Regions from separate parts of the Homo sapiens genome. Here region 2 is linked to region 1. A link is a contact called in ENCODE Hi-C or POLR2A ChIA-PET data. All regions are on one chromosome and are shown on one strand. Each heading gives the region's core, a stretch centred on a gene start or an enhancer-like site at or near the end of the contact. The rest is flanking DNA. Distances are from core to core; before and after follow the strand shown.

What was found. A loop is a pair of places that touch in the nucleus more often than their neighbours do. ChIA-PET counts read pairs that join two places held with the same protein, here RNA polymerase II (POLR2A). Pooled maps may share reads with other maps.
Region 2: a map of PC-9 shows a loop between it and region 1 (4-fold over the local background). The contact joins two enhancer-like sites. A Hi-C loop is called at or near these places in 5 of 168 maps with a recorded cell type or tissue (IMR-90, PC-9, ectodermal cell and 2 more) and 3 of 50 pooled maps. POLR2A ChIA-PET finds 5 or more read pairs at or near these places in 5 of 52 experiments (GM12878, H1, HepG2 and 2 more).

What each region holds. Positions count from the first base shown.
Region 1 is chr2:109,554,606-109,560,458 of GRCh38, forward strand. The region is part of intron 8 of SEPTIN10 (septin 10); the gene reads right to left. It also overlaps a transcript of RANBP2 not described here. Among named protein-coding and RNA genes, the nearest start is that of SEPTIN10, 56 kb to the right of the region's middle. RefSeq lists an enhancer at 4,007-4,301 and a silencer at 5,594-5,794. Within about 2 kb of position 4,091, at least 8 of the 41 ENCODE cell types and tissues checked have a DNase peak (open chromatin) inside an H3K27ac peak, as active enhancers do; they include PC-9, where a contact is called at or near this core.
Region 2 is chr2:109,697,509-109,703,530 of GRCh38, forward strand. It overlaps LOC105373545 (a long non-coding RNA gene), which reads left to right. Exons shown (of 3, transcript XR_923175.2): 3 at 3,594-4,048. It also overlaps a transcript of RANBP2 not described here. Among named protein-coding and RNA genes, the nearest start is that of SOWAHC, 86 kb to the left of the region's middle. RefSeq lists an enhancer at 4,680-5,277. Within about 2 kb of position 1,548, at least 11 of the 41 ENCODE cell types and tissues checked have a DNase peak (open chromatin) inside an H3K27ac peak, as active enhancers do; they include PC-9, where a contact is called at or near this core.

The DNA.
Region 1 (5,853 bases), core at 2,841-5,340:
GTAGATACAGGGAGAATATGCCAACTCCACACAGACAGTGGCCATCGCCGGGAATCAATTTTTTTTCTTATCAATGTTACAACAAAATGACATTGAACAAAACATTGTTATTCAAGAACCTGCTGTACATCTCATGTTCAGCCTCATATATGTAACAGGTACCAATATTTTTTTACACATGGTAACCCAAAACATGAAATTTCCTATAGCATGAAATATGAAGCCACCCGTGTTAGTGCTGATATGGAGTACTAGAGTCACTGGAATCACTGTATGTAGAAACTTGGAAATCCTGAGTCATCTTTCACTCTTCCCTTACCCTATCTCCCTATCTTATCAAGGTCCATTAGTTCAGCTTCTGAAGCTAAGTCTCCTAATATAACCTTCTTTCCATTTCTACAGATACCAGATTACAGCCGAACCTGATCTTTGTGATTTTCTGCCTTCACTACTGCAACAATCTCCTAATTCATCTCTGAGCTTCTAGTTCCTCTTTCTTTCACTTTGTTCTTGTCACCCTCTAGATTTTCCACCAAAAACACAGATCTCATTATCTTTTCTCACCACATTAAAGTTATGCTATCTATAGAATAAGGTCCCACCTCCTTTAAATTGCACTCAAGAAACTTTATAATCTCTGGCCTAATTCTACCTTTCCAGATTGATTTCTCACCAAACAATTCTGATATCCTATCCTCAGGTTTCAGCCACACCAACCTGTTCATTGTTCCCAGAACGAACCTGGCATTTCAGGCTTCAGTTTGTGGCCACTGTCCACCTTCTACCCCCATGCTGTCCTGCTCATCCTCTACCCCTCAAGGGCAAATTCACATGTAACTTCTTCTGTAAAGTCTCCCCCACTCTCCCCTGTTGCAGGCCAAAAGAATGAGGGTCATGATCAACTCAGTATACCACTGGAGGCTATATTAGTAAAGAGCAAACTATTCTCATAAATGCAGAATGTTAGCAAACTGACAAACTGCGTCTGCCATCCAGAAGGAATGCTGAGGGCAGTCACGACCCAGGCACAAGTGTTTCTTGTGATTATCTACAGGGCACATCTGAAGCCTGTTAGCAATAATATGAACCTGTGATCAATTACGCAGCTGACCAATCGTTACCTCTTCCTCCCTGTTCTTTCTACCCAATAAATACAAACGGCTTAAGAAGCTTGGGGCGGCTGCCTTTGCTCACTAGAAGCAGGACGCTCTCTTCTTCTTCCCCTGGCCCCTTCCTTTAAAACAGTTTCTTGTAAGTTTTCATTTCTGTGTTCATCCTCCTTCGTTCAGTCCCGTAGTGACTGCCAAACTCCCCAGTTAGAATTAACTGTTCCTTCCAAGCACTGCCATGGCATTTATATCCTGCCCATCTCTCCCTTCTCATAGGTCACAAATCTTGAGAACAGAAAATGAAGCCTCATTCATCTCTGTGACTATCCAGCAGAGCTCTCTAGACATTTCAGTTTCTTTATAAATGTTCATAGAATGACAAATTTCTGGGAAGAGGAGGAAGATTTAACCAGCATAACCAGCAGAGAAAGGACTATCCTGGAACTCTACCAGTAGCTGCCCTTTCCTATGTGTAGAATTTTGGAGGTATAATAAGCCTTCTTATATGTCAGAAACACTGAGCCCTTCCATTTGGGCTTGCTATAAGAATATCCCAAAGGTTTGACAGAGAATACAAATTCACTTTCCAGCTACATTAGTGAGAAATTTCTATTGCTTATAAAAATAAATCAATTTCAAAATATGAATTAAATCTTATTAATCTTAAATTTTATAACTGGAGACATTAAGCTTTTAAGTATAGAATTCTGTAAGTTCAAAGAAACGCAGAGTAAGAAATACTACACAACAGCTACCAAGGCTGAGAGGTGAGTTTGAGGCATGTACAGGAGGGGTTCCAAGCAGGAACAGATCCTAAACACTTGCAGAAACCTGTTCTTTAAGAGCAGAGATTACAAATGTGCAAAATACCCTAGACATCACATGTCTCACACCCCAAGGAGGCATTTTACTTAGTATCAGGCCTTTTTTTTTCTGTTGTGATCTTTTTTTTTAAAGAAGCCCCTATATTTATCAGCTACTTTCTTCATCTTTAGAAACCTCCCTACATTTCACTAGTCCAACATGACTGATAGTCTTTAAAGACAAGCTTGATGTAAAAATATCTTGAATTCAGACTGGATTAAGAAAATGTGGCACATATACACTGTGGAATGCTATGCAGCCATAAAAAATGATGAGTTCATGTCCTTTGTAGGGACATGGATGAAGCTGGAAATCATCATTCTCAGCAAACTATCGCAAGGACAAAAAAACCAAACATGGCATGTTCTCACTCATAGATGGGAATTCAACAATGAGAACACTTGGACACAGGAAGGGGAACATCACACACCGGAGCCTGTTGTGGGGTGGGGAGAGGCGGGAGGGATAGCATTAGGAGATATACCTAATGTAAATGATGAGTTAATGGGTGCAGCACACCAACATGGCACATGTATATATATGTAACAAACCAGCACGTTGTGCACATGTACCCTAGAACTTAAAGTATAATAAAAAAAAATTTAAAAAAAATTATAAAAAAAATCTTGAATGCATAACAAACATAAGTTTTTTAAAACAATGCTTCATTAATCTATACAAGCACTTGAGTTGTTCACAAGGAAAATATATCTACCTGGTGAAGAGAAGAGACCTAACATTTGTTGAGTATCTGCTACTGGCAGGGTACTCTTCTGGACTCCTTTATGTTGACTATTTAATTCCCACAGCAACCCTGAAGAACAAGCCCTGACATTCTAAATAAGAAAACTAAAGCACAGAGAGTAATCTGCCCAAAGAAACATAGCTGAAAAGTAAAAAGCTGGGATTTGAACCAGATTAGACTTGTTCCAAAGTCCATATTCCCAACTACCACAAATCAGATTGCCCCAATGTGGTGTCTCAGCAGGAGAAAGTAATGGACTGCTTCTGCATATTTTGCATCTCATCGTGCTGCTTTCCAACTTCTGACAATGTAAACTTACAAGGCCAATTTCAAGTAAAGAAACTTGTACTATTTTTCAAAAGGTGGTAAAGAAAGTCAGATCTGAAAGAGAATGGTCTATAAAGTTAGTATTCTAAAACTAATGCAATCATTGTTTCTTATCATAGATTTATTAAATAAAAATAAAAACATTTTCTTGCTATACTATTCCCTTTTCTAGCATAAAAGTAGCTTGCTGTCATAATTTTCTTTTTTTTTTTTTTTGAGACGGGGTCTCACTGTCATCCAGGCTGGATCATCCTGCCTCTACCACCCAAGTAGCTGGGACTATATGAGCATGCCACCACAGCTGGTTAATTTCTGTATTCTTTGTAGAGACAGAGTTTTGCCATGTTACCTAGGCTGGTCTCAAACTCCAAAGCTTAAGTGATCCACCTTTCTGGCCTCCCATAGTGTTGGGATTACAGGCGTGAACGACTGCACCTGGCCTGACATGAATATTTAATGCCAACATACTACTGTTGTTGCAAATCTCACTGATTTAAAGTTGAAAACTAAAGAGAAAGAAAGAAAAAAATCTCAGATGCTCATGTCATCAAGAAAAGTCCTTTCCTTCAATTGGGACATGTTTGTGTTTCAAGTACAGTTCCGATAAGCCTAGTGAACTTTTTCCAAGTCTACTATAGACTACCTGAAGAACTATTTAGTTCTTGAGAATTCCAAAGACATGAAGTTTTACTAAAATTACGTCAAATACTTAAACAACTCTAAACTACTAAGCATACATCTTCCTTTCAAAGCTACAGGTCCCACAATACTTCAATGACAGTGATTTTGTGCTAAAAAGTTAAAGGTGATTAACTGTGGGAAAGAGATTAGTTAGGTTAATCTTTAATTATTAAACTTGGGGATTTAAAGAGTTTTATAAAGGCATGTTTCCAATGGTTGAAATAATTAATATAAAATGTTAAGATCAGTTAATTAAACTATGACTATAGTGCTATTTACGTGGGCCTCGTGACAAGCCTGCGATTGGTGCTGGTAGATTAGGATACCCACCATGACTCAGCATACCCATTCAATAAAGTGTAAGTGGAAAAACAAACGGAAGTTCTGGCAACAAAGAGGGCCAGGAAGTACAGTCACATAAAGGTCACCCAACAGGTTTGCGTAACTTGTCTTTACTGCTAGATAGATATAATACTGAGGGACAGATTTTACATGCCAACCAAATTACAACAACTACCAAATTAAATAGGAAAAGACTCCCGAGAAAACAGATATAAATTCTTTTTTTTTTTGAGATGGAGTCTCGCTCTGTTGCCCAGGCTGGAGTGCAGTGGTGCGATCTCAGCTCACTGCAGCCTCCACCTCCTGGGTTCAAGCAATTCTCCTGCCTCAGCCTCCCACATAGCTGGGCTTATAGGTGTCCGCCACCACACCCGGCTAATTTTTGTATTTTTAGTACAGACAGGGTTTCACCATGTTGGCCAGGCTGGTCTTGAACTCCTGACCTCAGGTGATCCACCCACCTTGGCCTCCCAAAGTACTGAAATTACAGGCATAAGCCACCACGCCTGGCCAGATATAACTTCTTGAAACTATAAAAAATAAAAGCTTCCTAATACATCAGACTATAATGAGCTACAAAAGCCTTATCAAATCATTTAATCACATATGACAAAGAACCAGAAGAGACATTTTGCCTCAACTTTACCCAAGTGATCCAGAAATACAGTAGAAAGGTCTACTCTCTTAGGAAGACAATAGTGAGCCACTGCTCCCACTCACTCTGTAGCCTGACCTAAACTTACTGAGTTTCTTCCAGCCACTGCTCCCACCCAGTCCGTAGCCTGACCTAAGCTGAAGAATCTCCCTTTCTAATTTCCCCTTCTTTGTGTGATCAGTGATCAGATGCTTCCCAACCTGAAGAAATGCTCAGCAAATGGATGTGATGGGCAATCTATGATTTCTGACTACCTATCATTGAGTCCTTTCCTCTTGGTACCAGTATCCATTATCCTCATTACCTTTTTGGGGGCTACCTCTCCCCCATGGGATACAGTCTTGTGGGACAATTAATCAGGTTCACACTCACTCCTAAACAAGAGATGGGAACATGACCTACATCAGGCCTACTGGACATTCTTTCCCTGGACTATGAATTGTGAGCAGTGAACAAAAAAGGCTGGCAATGGTTTCAGTTCATTCATTCCACTCCCAGAGCTGGAACAAAAATGGTTTCTACCTGTTGCAGGCCTTCCCTTCAAATCTGCAAGTCCAGACCTATGTAGCCTCCAACCAATGCCTTTTTTTTTTTTTTTTTTTTGTCTTTTAAGATGGGGTCTCGCTCTGTCACCCAGGCTGGAGTGCAGTGGCATGATCTTGGCTCACCGCAAGCTCTGCCTCCTAGGTTCACGCCATTCTCCTGCCTCAGCCTCCCAAGTAGCCGGGACTACAGGTGCCCGCCACCACGCCCAGCTAATTTTTTGTATTTTTAGTAGAGATGGGGTTTCACCGTGTTAGCCAGGATAGTCTTGATCTCCTGACCTCGTGATCCGCCCGCCTCAGCCTCCCAAAGTGCTGGGATTACAGGCGTGAGCCACCGGGCCTGGCCCCAACCACTGCCTTTTTTAACTGAACACAAAGTGGTCTTCATTATTCTCCAAGAATTGTCAAGGAAGCACCTCTGTACTTGTGCAGCATAAACCTGGACCTCAACTTTGACACAGCAGCAGACTCCCTCTCTCTTGATCCCCTCTGTCAAGTTCCAAGACGTGACACTGCTGGTTTTCCTCCTCCTCCCTTCTCAAGCTCTCCTATCTGCTCCTCCAGCTGACAAATACTAAAGGGACT
Region 2 (6,022 bases), core at 298-2,797, 140 kb after region 1:
TTTTCCCCTGAATTTAAAATTCCAAAAGTTAGCTGCTAGTATATAGAACTACAATAGATTTTTGCATAAATATTTTGTATCCTGTCATTTTGCAAAATTCAAAAGTTTAAGTATCTTTTTTGTAACTTCTTTGGAATGGTTTATATAGACAATCATGCCATCTGCAAATTAGGGTATTTATTTCTTCTTTCTGATCTGTTTACCTTTTGTTTCTTTGTTTTGCTTTATTGTACTAGGTAGGACCTCCAGTAAAATGTTAATTAGAAGTGGTGAGAGAAAACATCCTTCCCTTATTCATTATCTTAGGAGGAAAGCATTTATTCTTTCATTATTATGATGTTAGTCTAAAGTTTTTTTTTTTTTTTTTTTGAGATGGACTCTCACTCTGTCATCCGGGCTGGAGTGCAGTGGCGCAATCTCGGCTCACTGCGACCTCCGCCTCCCAGGTTCAAGTGATTCTCCTGCCTCAGCCTCCCAAGTAGCTGGGATTACAGGCATGTGCCACCATGCCCAGCTAATTTTTGTATTTTTAGTAGAGACAGGGTTTTGCTATGTTGGCCAGGCTGGTCTCAAACTCCTGACCTCAGGTGATCCACCTGCCTCAGCCTCCTTGTGCTGGGATTACAGTCATGAGCCACTGCACCCAGCCTGTGCTTCACTTTAGATCTATTGCTGTGTCTATAAATTAACCCAGTTTTTTTTTTGCAGTGTTTAATCTGCTGTTAATCTCATCTAGTGTATTTGTTCATTTTAGACACTGTATCAAATGGTCCACTTAAGTCTTTTAAATTTAAACATTTCATTTCTCTTAGCCAGGTGTGGTGGCATGAGCCTGTAGTCCCAGCTACTCAGGAGGCTGAGGCAGGAGAATCACTTGAAACTGGGAGGTGGAGGTTGCAGTGAGCTGAGATCGCGCCACTGCACTCCAGCCTGGACGACAGAGTGAGACCCCATTTCAGAAAAAAAAAATACATAAATAAATAAATAAAAATAAAAATTGTATTTTTCTACTTATAATGTTTTTCTATAGCTCCTGAATATATTTATAATATTTAGAGTTACCCATTTTAAGGTTCTTGTATGCTCATTCCATCATCTCTGTCAATTCTTGATGTGTTTGTATTAATTGAGATTTTCCTCCTAGTTGTGGGTCACAATTTTTACCTTCTTTGCATGACAGCTTTTTTTTTTTTAAATTTAGTTGCTGTATTTGTGAATTTTACATTGTTACATGCTGGAGTTTTTTTGCATTCTTTTAAAGAGCATTAATTAGCTGGGCGTGGTGGCACGCACTTGTAGTCCCAGCTACTTGGGAGGCTGAGGCTGAGGCTGGAGAATCTCTTGAACCCGGGAGGCAGAGGTTGCAGTGAGCCAAGATTGCGCCAGCCTGGGCAACACAGTGAGACTCCGTCTCAAAAAGAAAGAAAGAGCATTGTACTTTGTTTGGCAAGCAGTTAAATTCCCTGCAGATATTTTTGTGGGTTGGTTGGAGAGGTTTGTTTGAGTGGGTGTAAGGCGGCCTTTGTTCTAGAGCCACTTTAACCCCAGTTGTAAGGTGTGCCTCTTCTGAGGACTCTGTCCCAGGTTGTGAAGCCTGCTTACCTGCCTATGTGGGTTCTGGCAGTCTTGTCACCTACTGCTCTCTGGCGATTCTTTCTCATGCCTGTGGAATGTCATTCCATGCATGCACTAGTCAGTTCTCAAAGGATCAAGGGCACGCCTCTGCAGAGCTCCAAACGCCCTTTCTTTGCGCATTTTCTTTAGTACTCTGCTCTGTGTATTCTAGTTGTCTTGGCCTCTTCATTCTACAGTTGACTCGTGAACAATGCGGGGGCTAGGGGGACTGACCCCCACCCGCCTCCCTGTGCAGTCAAAAATCCACATATAACTTTTGATTTCCTCCAAACTTAACTAGTGTAGCCTGTTATTGACCAAAAGCCTTACCAATGACCAGAACAGTCAGTTAATGCATATTTGGTGTGTCATATGTGTTTTATACTGTAGTCTCACAATAGAGTAAGCTAGAGAAAAGAGTGTTCTAAGAAAATCATAAGGAAGAGAAAATATATTTATTATTTATTAAGCGGAAGCAGATCATCATAAAGGTCTTCATCCTCATTATCTTCACATTACATAGGCTGAGAAGGAGGAGGAGGAGGGGTTGGTTGCGTTGTCTCAAGGGTGGCAGAGGCCGAAGAAAATCCTTGTATATGTGGCATGCACAGCTCAAACCCATATTGTTCAGGGGTCAACTGTTAGCTGTGCAGTGATTTTCTCTCAGCTTCTCGGCTCAGTGAGACCTCGGTTGGGGACCAGCGGAGGGGAGGGCTCTTCAGCTTCTCGCCCTGTGCTGCAGCCCAGACTTCGCCTCCAGGAAGTAAGCCAAGGCAATCATAGGGCTTATCTGGTTTGTTTCTCTTCTCTCAGGATTTGCTTCCTTTGCTTCCTTGCACTGCCTGTTGCTCAGTCTCTGAAAATAGCACTCATTTATTTTGTTTAAGTTTTTATGGCAGGAAGATAGTTCCTGTAGCAGATTATCTTCCATGGGTGGAGGCTGACATTCTGGATAATTTTTTAATTGTTACTTTGATATTGTTCTCCCCATTTAAAAAGTTCTTGCCAAAAAGAAATCTTAAGTCCATTTATAGTTAAGTAGTGTGTAGTGTCCGGAATGTTTTCAAATACATTCAAGGTCAGAGTAAAAACATTAATGATCATACTTGTGTGGACCCAGAAAATCTGAGACAGGTCTCAGTTAATTTAGAAAGTTTTATTTTGCCAAGGTCGAGAATGTGCGCCTGTGATACAGCCTCAGGAAGTCCTGATGACGTACCTAAGGTGGTTGGGGCACAGCTTGATTTTATACATTTTAGGGAGATGTGAGACATCGATATATATAAGAAGTAGATTGGTTCGGTCTGGAAATGTGGACAACTGCAAGCGAAGGCAGGAGGACTGGAAGGAAGCGGGGAGGGCGCTTCCAGGTCACAGATAGACAAAACAGTTGCATTCTTTTGAGTGTCTGATTAGCCTTTCCAAAGGAGGCAATCAGATATGCATTTATATCAGTGAGCAGAGGGATAACTTTGAATAGAACGGGAGGCAGGTTTTCCCTAAGCAGTCCTCAGCTTGAATTTTCCTTTTAGCTTAGTGATTTTGGGGGTCCAAGATATTTTCCTTTCACATTTGCAAACAAATGTGAATACTTGGCAGTCTTATGGGAGATGCTGGTAAACCTTGTGGAGCTCGTGCAAACACAAAACTTCTAATGAAGACATGGCAAGCAGAGAAGATAAGGAAAGACTCAACAGATCCGAGGAGTCAATGTCATTAGAGGGCTGATGTGGTGACTTCTCCCCCGAAGGACATGGCCTAGCAACAGGTGGGAAGGTGATGTGGGAGGAAAGCGGGGAGTTTAGGGAAAGGCAAGGGCAAAAGAGCGTTTGTGAATGACACAAACTTTAGAAACTACAAAGGAGGGAGGTTCAGCCTCACAGCCTCTTGTGGCTGAGGGAAAGCAGTGGAGCTGAAGATGCAGGAGACGCGTTCACAGGAGATGGGCTCCAGGCTCAGCCTTGCCGCTTGCTTTACAGAAGGAGAGACTGGGAAGATCTGTCCCCTTGTGCAGAGGCAGCATGCAAGCACACGAGCCCAAACCCCATGAGGAGCTCCTGCTGCAACTGGGGGCAGTTTCTTCATAAAAGGCAAGTCGGAAAAAAACACATTATTTTCTCTCATAGGGATTTTCCCTTCGAACCTTGTTAACCCAGAATATCTAAGACAGGTCTCAGTCAATTTAGAAAGTTTATTTTGCCAGGGTTGGGGACGTGCCTGTGATATGGCCTCAGGATGTGCCCAAGGTGGTCGGGGGTACAGTTTGCTTTTATACGTTTTAGAGATACATGAGACATCAATCAGTATGTGTAAGCTGTACAGTGGTTTGGCCTGGTAAGTCAGGAAGTGGGGGGCCTCCAGGTCAGAAGTAGACAAGAGACAAAAGGTTGCATTCCTTTGAGTCCTTGATCAGCCTTCCACTGAATACGCAATTTAGTCTGGCTCAGTGAATCTGCATTTTTACATAAACAATAGGGCAGAAGAAGCAATCAGATACGCATGTGTCTCGGGTGAGCCTTAAAGGGATGACTTCTAGAGTTCTGTCCGCTCTTTGTCCACAAGGAATTTCCTGTGGGCAAATTGTGAGGGAGGTATCTTTGTAGCTATCTTACTCAGGAATAAAACGGAGGCAGGTTTTCCTGACATAGTTCCCAGCTTGACTTTTCTCTTGGCTTAGTGACTTTGGGGTCCTGAGATTTATTTTCCTTTCACAACCTTTACTTGAGTAAAAGTTTCTCCTTTAGGAACCACAAAGGCCAGTCAGTCCCTGAGCTTCTGATTCTTTTGTCTCCTTAGTGACTATACTTGTGTGCTGTTTCACCACACACCTTTGAATCCCTTTAAATTCTGCTGAGGTACAGTAAACAATCACCTACCTACATGGTTTGACCTGAGGGATCCCCAGAAGAGTGGTCTTCTGAAATACTGCTGCCATGTGTTTGCCTCAATGCCAGGAGTCCCTCTGTGTGGTGCCTCCAGGCAGTGGCATGGGATGTGGCAAGCTGGCCACCCAGCAGCCCCACGTGAGTGTGACTTGGTGTGTTAGCTTCCAGTCCTCATGACAGTGACAGAGACCAGGCCATGGAGGAATGGGAAAAGAGTGGAACTTGGGATGTGGAAAGCCCTCTAGAGAGAACAAACTTGGAGGGTTAAAAAACCCCAGTGGTAGAGGGCATTAAAGCAGGAGATCAGAAAGAGGAGATGAAGAGACTACAAAACCAAACTCTGCCCATACCATTGCTTGTGTCAGGTTGGGATCAGTGGCTCATGCTTAGTCACTGCTTTGCATTCGTACATCTTCTGTCCAACCTATGTTCCATGGCTGACCTGCCACCCACCACCTGAACTCTGGTCTGAAGGCGTCCTGCAGCAAGCCAGAGCGTGTTCCATGTCACCTGATTGTGCAGACATGGTCTGGGCACCACCCTGTCTACCTTCTGTACTCCACAAAGGGATAACAAACCACCAACCACACAGTAAGACATACCCTTGTACTCAGAGAGAATTTATTTTGGAGCGTTCCTTCTATTCTGACCTTAGCTTTCTGTACTTCCTGTCCTCTGCAACATCGGAGGGTTTGTATTGATGGGAGTTTTGAAAGTGCTAGGCTGACGGTCACAGCCAGTTTATTTCCCCACATCTTTCCTTCTCACAGCCGCATTCTTTGGGTTCTGAATCAGTCTTTTTTTTTTTTTAATTGCAACTACGTCATAGGTATATTGGTTTTTCCTGGAAACAGAGGTGGGGCTGCTTAGGTGATGATGACCTGTTCATTCCCAGACCTCAGCTCCGGTATGAGTATGTCTCACTGAATCCCAACCCACACCCTACATCCTAACCTCATAATAGCATGATAATTATATTACAAAAATAGCAAACAAGGACCATCAAATTTGGGGGTGGGGGCTAGGAGAGGAATGTTCAAAAAGATTTGTCATTCTGAGTTACAGGGTTTCCGAATTAACAAAAAATAACCACTTCAGAGCTAAAGTAATAGGAAAAATAAATACATATTAACCAAACAACATTAGCACTAATTAAGGTCCAAATGTTTAAAATAATTGGCTGGACAGGAAACTGCTGGGCTCCCAGGCATTTACCAAGCACTGAGATTCGCCCGCTGTTGTTATTAATCACTGAGCTTTGAATTGCAAGCATTTTATATTGCATTCTGCCACTGAGCTGTGTTGTGCAACTCTAATCGAATAGCACTGTGTCTTTGGAGCCACATCTGTTGCCTAACATGGTATGTTCACATTCACTCAGACACTGCATAAATTAAAAAACCACGTTTTTATTTTCTGTATTTTATTTATTTATTCTTGAGATGGAGTCTCGCTCTGTCGCCCAGGCTGGAGTGCAATGGCACTATCTCGGCTCACTGCAACCTCTGCCTCCTGGGTTCAAG